2 separate regions of the Homo sapiens genome follow, and region 2 is linked to region 1. Evidence: chromatin loops called from intact Hi-C (ENCODE). Cell type or tissue: heart left ventricle. All regions are shown on one strand. Each heading gives the region's core, and the rest is flanking DNA. Links, peaks and the distances in the headings are about the cores only. Region 1 overlaps LINC00265 (long intergenic non-protein coding RNA 265). Region 2 has its middle 91 kb from the start of LINC00265.

What was found. Peaks named below come from ENCODE experiments on the same cell type or tissue, not always from the same donor. Only the 100,000 strongest peaks of a DNase experiment are listed, where the experiment ranks them.
Region 2: a loop joins it to region 1, with 2.0 times the contacts of the local background. A loop is called at or near these places in 1 of 110 quality-filtered maps.

What each region holds. Positions count from the first base shown.
Region 1 is chr7:39,755,406-39,760,792 of GRCh38, reverse strand. All of the region lies in intron 1 of LINC00265 (long intergenic non-protein coding RNA 265), which reads right to left. Among named protein-coding and RNA genes, the nearest start is that of LINC00265, 25 kb to the right of the region's middle. In heart left ventricle, for the core only: no CTCF peak of the experiment used is centred there; a DNase peak (open chromatin) is centred at 2,372; H3K27ac peaks cover 602 bases.
Region 2 is chr7:39,822,185-39,827,571 of GRCh38, reverse strand. No RefSeq gene overlaps it. Among named protein-coding and RNA genes, the nearest start is that of LINC00265, 91 kb to the right of the region's middle. In heart left ventricle, for the core only: no CTCF peak of the experiment used is centred there; no DNase peak of the experiment used is centred there.

The DNA of each region.
Region 1 (5,387 bases), core at 152-5,151:
GTGAGAGACATCTCTCTTTTTACAATATTCTGTTTTCAACTTTCTTGGTTGATGAAATGCCAAGGTGAAAGGGATAGCCAATTGAACTGGCTGCTCCAGTTACTTGTTAGAGTACCCAGCAATAGTCTCCCGCAATACCACCAAACATTTGCTCGGGGATGAACAAGGGCAGACTGATCAGTAAGCTCTTGAAAAGGCTTCGTTTCACTGCACCCTGTTAAGTCTCCAAGGAAGGCTAACTTTTCCCCCTGCCATGAAAGGCATGAGGTGAAGTTAACATCAGGGGCTGGAGGCTGGATGGTCCTCAGGGGCTGACCCGCAGGGCTCTTGACCTCAGGGAACAGCAGTGAAAGAGTCTTGCATGACTCATCGCCTTAGACTGTGGGGTTCTGGAAGAGAGCTCGGACCATACAGCTCATGCCTGGTCTGTGAAAGGACCACCTCACGAGTGGAAAGGGGACAATTTGGGTCTCTGGCCTGCCTGTCACACAAGCATAACAGTCGCTTTTGTTTAGCGTGTGAACAGAATATTTAATCCATTCCAGCCAAGCATTTGTGTCCTGCTACCCTGTTTCAATGGCTATAATTTGTTTTAAATCTTTAACCTCTATAACAGCTACTTTCAGTTTATCATTGGGTATACAACGAGAAAAGGTTTGGTTAGTGGAGAACTTAGGAGAGGGAGAAGGGGGTACAGGAGGTAGGGAAGCAATGAAGTGCATTTCAAAGGATCCTGCGGGGTCCTTCCCTGAGACTTCTGCTCCTATACCACAGAAATGGCTTAATGAAGGGGAAGAACTCTGGGGAGCAGGGATGGTAATCTGTGCTGGATTACATTGGTTCAGCTGACAATTGGGAGGGGTAATTCCTTTAGTAAAATGAATATATGGCTTTAAGAAACTGCAAGTACCAGTTGGGGTGGTCCATTCTTGCTCTTTAGTATTTCATCAAACATTGAACCAACTTCGGCAGAGAAGATCTGCTCTAAGAGGACAAGATTTCCAGTTCATACTGAAGTCTTCATCAAACTCTTCCCAAACTAACTTATCCCGATTAACAAATGCCCAATCTGAGGAAAGCCAGGAAGGATGGAGATACTTTTCTGAAGAAGAGAGTTGCTTTTGACTTGACAACTCTCCACAGGGTATAACAAGGCAAGCATCAAAGGTAATAGTTTGGGGTGAGCTTGACTTGGTTACATTAATGATAAGGGGACTAGGGATGGGGTAGGGGGAGGAAATAAATACAGAATAAGAGGGTTAAACCCTCTTTAGCCTTAGCTTGGTAAGAGTTGGTCCTGGAACAAGGGTCCATGATTCTGGGAAGGGTGGTGCCCGCTTAACTTGAGTGTGATGAGTCCAGCCCTTCTTGGCAGTCCAAACTGCTGTATCAGTTGTTAAGAGCACTAAATAAGGTCCTTCCCAAGTGGGCTCAAGCTTCCCTTCTTTCCAACTCCTGATGAGGATGTGATCTCTAGGCTGGTGGTAGTGAACTGGAAACTCAAGAGTTGGAGTCTGGGCTAGAATGCCTTGAGTCCTAAGGGAGAAGAGGGCAGAAGACAGATCTAATATATAGTTTTTGAGAAATTGAGTGAGGGCTTTCCCACTCAAAGGCAAATAGGTCCCGGCTGTCCTCTGCTAACAAACAAGTCCAGAAGGCATCTTTTAAATGTACTACTGTAAACTACTTGTGGCTGTATGGGATCCTACTGATAATAGTATAAGGATTGGGAACAACAGGGAGTGCAGTTTGGACTATCTGATTAATAGCTCTAAGGTCTTGCACTAACCAGTATGACCTGTCTGGCTCCTTTACAGGCAGTATTGGAGTGTTATAGGGCGACATTCAGGGTTCAAGAAGCCCATCACGGAGAAGACCTTAAATTATAGGTTTTAAATTTACTCTGCCTTCTAAAGGAATAGGGTATTGCTTTCTCTTTACTACTTCCCCAGGGGTATTTAATTTAACATGAATCAGAGGAATCTGTAACTTTCCTCATCCCATCTTTTGACCATATCTTGGGATGAATGTGTTCTTTGTCTGCGGTGGTGAGCAAGTTTAGGGAGGAGTGGAATTTCCCATGATCGATTTGGAGGCCTAAGCCTAATTTTAGCATTAAATCTCTTCCTAATAGATTTGCTCCTGCTTCCAGAATAAACAGAAATTTGATACTAGCTGATTGGTTTTTATATTTAACTTCTGTCTCCTACTTACTGGTTCCTTCTCTAAATCCGTATTTTCATTTCTGGGTGTTATGACTCCTCCCATCTCTCTCAGCCTCTATGTCCCAGCCAGGACAAAGCACTCTTAGTTGGTCTGGCAGAGAGGAGCTGAGCTGCTGGCAGGAGTGCGCTGATAGTGCTAGAAGGCCCTGACCGAAGCCAGCCACACCTTTGCAAGGACTCTGGCTGCTATAAACATGTGGCTGGGCTGAAGTGGAAAACACTGGGCACAAGAGCCCTCCAGAGTGGTCCCTTGTCCAACCAGTCCCAGCTACCCAGCTTACATCCGAACTTGCCCTTTTTCCTCTTTCCTCACCAGCTTCACAGTCACGCCGGGATGGGGTAAAATGACAAGCTTTTATCTACTTTAAGCAGTCATGCCACACTGCCAACAGTTTTCAAAGCATTATAGCCTTCAAAGAGATCCTTCCTTCCTTTCCTAATTTTAAGTTTCCAAGCTTCACTTTTTGGTGTTCTTTATATGGCCTGGAAAGTGGGGGCCTAGGCTCTTTTTAGGTTCTGGCCCCCTGAGTACTTTGTTGTATGGTGGACAGCAGAATTTTTGCCTTCTGTTTTTGTTTTCCTTTGTCCCTTCTTACATACTCTTTTTGAGCCTCCCTAAGAAATTCACTCACGGGACAGTGTGGAAGATCAGTCAGTATGGCAGAAGAAATTATAGGAATAGAAAGAAGCAAACCTTGTTGGAAGGCCAGGAAGTTTGGCATAACTTCAGATAGTTTGGCTGAAGGCAGCCAAATCCTCTTTTCAGGAGCCAGAGAGCTTAGGGCGCAGATACATAGGAATGTGGAGAAGTTTATCTAAAGAGCTTGTTTACTCATGTGGTCCTACAACTAACATTTGATCACTCAAGGGCGGGATAGCTCTCCTGGGGTGGGGGCGACCAGATTAATTACCCACAGGTGTGTTGACTCAAAGCCTTTGTCATTAAAACTGTGCCAAATAAATGCCCACAGGGACAGCTAATTGGGGCTGTGGCTGCTGATTCTTTACACCACCTTCCTTGGTGTCTGTGAGCAGCTCGGATCCCTAGAGGCACTTTCACTGAATATCGGTGTCTGGGTACATTATTCATCCATCATGCGAGCTGGGGCCTGCAGGACAGACCCTCCACAGGATGGTCTTTCCAATTTTCCATCTTTTGTAATTTCTTTGAAATATCTGGCCAACTGTTAACAACAAAATGAAGTTTTAACATTCCCCATCCAAGAGGATCCTCAGGATCTAGATCAGCATACTGTCTCATTTGTTCCTTCGATCTGTCTAAAAATTCTATAGGCCCTTCATCTTGCCCATGCTGTATATCAAATGCTCGGGTAAGGTTCTGGATTTGGGGTACTGATTCTTTAATCCCTTTTATTATCATTTCCCTAAGGTCTTGCATATGTAGTGGGCTGCATTGTTATTTTCCCACTGGGGGTCTTTGGTGGGGAATTTTTGATCTGCTGCAGGAACGTTTTGGCCAGGAGGGTGTTCACATTATCAGACCACCATAGCAGCTCTACGGATCATGCTTCTTTCTTCCCCTGAGAAGAGGATGCCTAGGATGAACATTAGCTCAGTCCAAGTATTAACTCAAAAGAATGCAACCTTTGTCTCTCACCTATCTGTGACCTGGAAGCCACATCCTACTTCCAGTTTTCCTCCCTTTGCTTTGAGTTGTCCTGCCTTTCCAGATCGAACCAATGTACTTCTTACATATATTGACTGATGTTTCATGTCTCCCTAAAATGTACAAAACCAAGCTGTGCCCCGACTACCTTGGGCACATGTCATCAGGACTTCCTGAGGCTGTGTCATGGGTGCATCCTCAACCTTGGCAAAATAAACTTTCTAAATTAACTGAGACCTATCTCAGATTTTCTGGGTTTACAACATAATAAAGATTTATGGAAGAGTTTTGGGAACAGTATAAAGAATTGCTATATACCCTTTACTCAAGTTCCCCAGTTATTAAATTTTTAGCCCGTTTGCTTTGTCATTCTTTCTCTTGCCCTCCTACTTTCTATATCTATTATCTGGTGTGTGTGTGTGTGTGTGTGTGTGTGTGTGTGTGTGTGTGTGTGTAATGTAATTGTTCCTGAACCATGGGCAAATAAGTTGCAGATGTGATGACCCTACATGTCTAAATACTTCAGTGTTACCTAAAATAAGAACATTAACCACAATAAAAATTATCAAACTCAAGATATTAACACTGATACAATAATATCAACTAATCTACAGATCTTAAATTTCACCCATTTTCCTGATAATATCTTTTATAGGAAAAGAAAACCACAGATTATTAATTGCATTCTATTATCATTTCTCTTTAGAGACTGCTGGATTCCCCTCCATAAGGTTATAACATTTGGCATTTCCCACCAACAATTAAGTTTTTAATACTCTGGGTTTAATTTGTGTCATGCATTTTTTCCCTGAACCAATGACTGTCATCTGGGGAAAGAGGCTGTGCTGGTGAGCTTAGCCTCACTCACTTTCTACTCCCTAGGAGGCTGTAGATGGATTCAGGTTCACCTGAAGCAAGTGGGCTCAGACAGGGAGGGTGATTCCCCAAAGCAAAATTGGGGTACTATTTCTACAGAATAGAGCTGAGTGAAAACCACCACCACCAATATCCAATAAGCTGGTTCATGGATGCCCAACTTGCATCTATACAACAAAACAACAGATGCCTCTGATACTTGGCTAAAGAGAGACAGTGAAATTGGAACTAGAGCACAGGTAGAGTCCAATCTAATTCTTTCATTTTCATGCAGTAAATATTTTAGTTTCTTTTTTTTTTAATTCATAGCACGACTTTTTTTTTTTCTTTTGAAGCAGGGTCTCACTCTGTTGCCCAGCAGGCTGGAGTGCAGTGGTGAGATCATGGCTCACTGTAGCCTCAACTTCCCCAGGTTCACATGATCCTCCCACCTCAGCCTCCCTAGTAGCTGGGACTACAAGCATGCACCAGCATGCCCAGCTAATTTTTTTGTATTTTTTGTAGAGTTGGGGTTTTGCCATGTTGCTCTGGCTGGTCTTGAACTGCTGGGCTCAAGTGATCCTCCCACCTCGGCCTCCCAAAGTGCTGAAATTATAGGCATGACCCACTGCACTCAGCCATAGCACAACTCTTAAGAGAAAGATTTCAGTCTATCTACT
Region 2 (5,387 bases), core at 160-5,159, 67 kb before region 1:
TAACAGATAAATATTTAAAATCTGTAAATCCTACCTGATTACAGAGTCTTCAGAACTCCCATCCACTGTTAAAGAAAAAAGTAAAATACCTTTTAAATCAACAATAGAAACACATAGAATACTTAAAGCATAAAAGTGCCTGGTAGGCTGAGGCTGAAGGATCACTTGAGGAGCCCCGAAGTTTGACAACGGGCTGGACAACAGAGCAAAACTCTACCTTTATTTTTAAAAAACCGTGCACACTTTTCTGCATGCTTTAGACTTTGTTTTTTAAAAAGGCATAAGACTGATGCTTTGTTACAAAGTATTCCTTTGGGACCATACCTGGAGATTATACTAGAATATTAATTATACTACTGGTAGGAAATTAATGCATTAAGAACTCTTACTGCCCCTCCTTTGCATCTATGAAATGCAAGGAAGAATGGGAATTATCAAAATGTGGTCCTTAAAAGGAACTGCTGTGTACAATTATAATCCTAAATCAACCCTATCAGTCTCACTGGTATCAATAACAAAATCTGTATCATAAGCTAACAGTGTCAAACGTAGCATGATTTCTGGACTAATGGACTAGGAGCAGTTAGAAGGCATGCACAGTAACACCCCCTTACCCATTCTATGTGTGGAAAAAAAAATGACCACAATGTATTTTTTCTCTGCTCTCAAAGTACAACAATAACAAACACAGAAGACTTCTGTGACCAAATGAGGGGAAGACTTTTCCACACCAACAAGCAATCAATCAATCCTGCAGCAGACACCAGCTGGGGGTCCTCTAAATCAATTCCTCACAAGTTGGGGGTGCAGTCCCCAAGGCTGCCCCCTCCCCTCACCAGTCACAATTCTGGGCCTCCAGAATGACTAACTTCAAGCTATGGTTCCCATGACCTCTCCTTGGGTTTAATTTGCTAGAGCAGCTCACAGAACTTAGGGAAGCAAAAAAATTTGCATTTCCTGGCTATTACAAAGAATGTTACCAAAAATACAGATAAAGAGTTGCACAGGGCCAGGTTTGGGGAAGGGGTGTAGAGTTTCATAACCTTAGAGGGTGCACCACCTTCCAGAAACCTCCATTTATTCAGGTATCTGGAAGCTCCCTGAACCCAATCCTCTTGGGTTTGTATGAAAGCTTCATTCCACAGGAATGGCTGATTAAATCACTGGTCATCAGTGATCAGCTTAATCTTCAGTTCCTCTCCCCTCCCAGGAGGCTGGAAGTTCCAATCCTCTAATCATGCCTTAATCTTTCCAGTGACCAGCCCCTATCCTGAAGCTGCTTAGCCATCAGTCAATCATTAGCATACAAAAATACATCACTTTGGAGATTCTAAGGATTTTAGGAGTTGTATGCCGTGAAATGGAATTGTTAAAGCGAACTAAATGTGACCTGAGAAGGACTCCTTACTTCTGTATTTGAGTCCTTGTGGATGAACCGGAACCTAGCTTAATAGGTAGACAAGATTAAAAACCTAATTTAGGAGTATGTGCCTGTAACAATAACTGAGTCTTGGCCAATCCCAGCAGCCATACCTCAACCATTCATACACCGATGAGTGTTTGAACTGTGTTCAAACAAGGCAAACACCAACCTGTAACCAATCCAGCTGTTCTGTACTGGACATCGTTTCCTCTTTTTTTTTTTTTTTTTTTTTTTGCCTATAAATCTTCTTCTACCATGTGACTGTGCTGGAGTCTCAGTGAATCTGCCATGATTCTGGGGGCTGCTGGATTCACGAATTGTTCATTGTTCAATTAAATTCCTTTAAATTTAATATAGCTGAAGTTTTTCTTTTAACAGAGTTGAAGACCAAATATGTATTTCACGGTATCACATCTGTGGTTTTGCTTTCTGTGGTTTCAGTTACCCATAGTCAGTCATGATCCATAAATATTAAATGAAAAGTTTGAAAAAAATAAGTTTTAAGTTGCATGCCGTTCTGAGTAGTGTAAAATCTTCAGCCATCTCAATCCATCCCAGCCAGGGCATGAATCATCATTTTGTCTAGTGCATCTACATCGTATATGCTATCTACCCGTTAGTCATTGGCAGGTCTTCTCCTGACATCCAACCATCAGTATTATCAAGGCTTAATAATCCAGGATCACCCAAAGCAGATAGTCCTTCTCCTGAAGGTCAATAGTAGCCTAGCACTACATCACAATACCTATGCCATCTTATTACAGAGGCACTGTATCACCACACATCATCAACAGAATAAGGGTGAGTACAGTGCAAGAAAATATTTCAAGGAACCATATTCACAAAACTTATTATAGTATATTGTTATGATTGTTCTATTTTATTATCTATTGTTAAGTTCATACTGTGCCTAATTTATAAATCAAGCTTTATTATAGACATGTATGTATAGGAAAAAACATTGCACATATAGGGCTTGGTACTATCCACAGTTTCAGGCATTTGCTGGGGGTTTTGGGATGTATCCCCTGTGGATAAGGGAAGACAACTGGACTTATTTTGTTGTGACACAACAAAGCTTCTCCAGTTCTTCAGTTAAAACTGTTCAGTTTAGAATAAAACATCCTGTCACGAGGAAGCTAGGTCCATGGGCACTGTACTATGTTTTATGGCAAAACATAGGAAACAGACCAGGGACAAAGATTCTTGCAAAGACTTTTCAGTTGCCAGTGGAGAAGATCTCAAGGGAGATCACTGTACTCACTATTGCTAATACTCTTCTGGGGAAAATGCTGGTTAAGTTTACTTAGTTCTGGCTATTTTCTCTGCCCTATGTATGCCACAAACAAGGCTCAAATTTGCCTGCCATTTCACTCCTATGGAAAAGAACCACTGGAAAGATCATTCCCTTAAGAGCTTATCCACTCACTCAGAAGCATACCACTTATTCAGAGAGAAGCTTAAGAAGAAACACTGAAGAGGTGGTGGCAAGTTGCCAGTGAGTACTATCTGATGTGAAAAATATATGTGAACAGAACTATCAACTCACTCAAGCTACTAGAATGTGCCAACAGTTGTCACTCTCTCCAGTGGAAGAAAAAAGTTCTTTTGCACTTCATGTAAAGCAAACACTGTGACTCTCTGGGCATTTCTCATGACAGAGAATCTAGTTGTAGGTGAGCCATGTCGTAATAATATAGACTATTTTCAAACTCGTATCTCAAAGGAAGATAATCAGTGAGGAATATATTTATCCACCTGTAGTATTCACTGCCTAGTCTTATTTTCAACTGCAAGGCATGAAGGTTTTATAAAGTATGAACTCTTAAGATTGTCCCTTTTCATTCATAGAAAGTCTATCTGGACCCATCTCATAGAGCAGGATGGTCTGTAGTGCTGCATGATGTCATTTTTGTCAACCCTATTATGTGGCAAGTGTCTATAGAAATCATGCTTTCTCAGTATGGAAAACACATATCATCATATTCTACGACGATGAACAAAACAAAAAGAAAACAAAAGGACAAAAAACATCTTCAATGACTACTGCAATTACCATGGAATTTTAATTTTTTAATATTCAAATAGTTATCCACTTTATTATTCCAATACAGTGGAATTCCAGACTAGTCTGGAAAAAGCAAACTATGGAGACAGCAAAAAGATCAGTGGTTGCCAGGGATTAGTGGGGGGGAGAGAGGAAAAGGCACAGTACAGAGGATTTTTAGGGCCATAAAATGATTGTGTCTAGGATACTTACAAGGGTAGAAACATGTCATTATAGATTTCTCCAAGTCCAGAGAATGTACAACACCAAGAGCGAAACCTAATGTAAACTATGGACTTTGGGTGATGTGTCAATGTAGGCTCATCAATAACTCTAGTGAACTTTGGTGGAGGACATTGATAATGGGGGAGGCTGTGCATATGTGGGGGTCCATGGAGTATTTGGAAAACCTCTACCTTCCTCTCAATTTTGCTGTGAACATCAACTGCTCTAAAAAGTAAAGATTAATTTTAAAAAAGATATTCACTGAATTTGCTATTACTCTATATTATGAAAAGATATAGTCACCCTGAAAATTGCAAATCACTAAAGGTCAAAGAATTAATAACAGAATATGGATATTATCTCCCAAACTGAATTATATAGAGCATGTATAGCTAATAATTTTAACTGTATACTTAAGCAAAAAATAATTGATAAAAATTATTAAATATTTTATCTTATTTTATAATTATAAACAGGGATTTAACACTGAATCAAAACAGGTCCATTCATGTAATTAAAAGACCACTTTTACTGTAATTTAAAATCAGAAATTAGTATGCTTATTTAACAATTTTACTGAAAGGTTAATCAGATAAGAAACACAGATTATGATTATCTAATATTGCCATAGCAATTCATATAAAAATACCTGTAAAATATCCACCAAATGTCAAAACCATAAGCATCATTACAACTTAGTATGAGTGATGCAACTGAAAACAGTACCGTGTTATGTCATTATATTATTATTTGCTATTAAAATAAAATACTAAGAACCCCCCCAAATTACATCACGGCCATAGCTGTTGTATAGTAAAGGTTTCATACAGGAGGCAGGAGACTACCATCCTGAGAAAGGCCAGCTTACAAGACTGGCCCTTGGCTGGTGTTTGGGACCTTGGATTTGGGAGGACCGCCACCATTCCCTAACTAAGAAGAGTGGCTCACTGTGCCTAAATGGCTTGTACAAACAATGTGGTATAATCTGCGCAGTTGCTTTTCTACTGGGAGCCCGGTATTTTGGTACTGTGAAGGAGAGGATGCCTATGTGACTAGGCTCCACTAAAAAACAAAACAAAACAAATCACAATACGTGGATACTTGAGTCTCTAATGAGACTCTGGTACTGGTAGACAACATTGCACATGTGTTGTCAAAATTTGAGGCTGGGGGAATTAGGCACATCCCAGGTGTGCTTTATTCAGGTAACTGGAATAATTGTTGAAAAAATGATACTATTAATATATCTAATATAGTCATTATAGTCATCTAATATAGCCATTAGATAGTATGTTACTGTACTACTAATCACAGAGTTTTTTTTTTTTTTTTTTTTTTTTTTTTGAGACGGAGTCTCACTCTGTCACCCAGGCTGGAGTGTGGAGTGCAGTGGCACGATCTCAGCTCACTACAAGCTCCGCCTCTTGGGTTCACGCCATTCTCCTGCCTCAGCCTCCCGAGTAGCTGGGACTACAGGCGCCTGCCACCACGCCCGGCTAATTTTTTGTATTTTTAGTAGAGACGGGGTTTCACCGTGTTAGCTAGGATGGTCTCGATCTCCTGACCTCGTGATCCACCTGCCTCGGCCTCCCAAAGTGCTGGGATTACAGGTGTGAGCCACTGCGCCCGCCCTAATCATAGAGTTCTATTTGCTTTTGAACTTTTTCTTAATTTCTTATAAAACTAGAAACA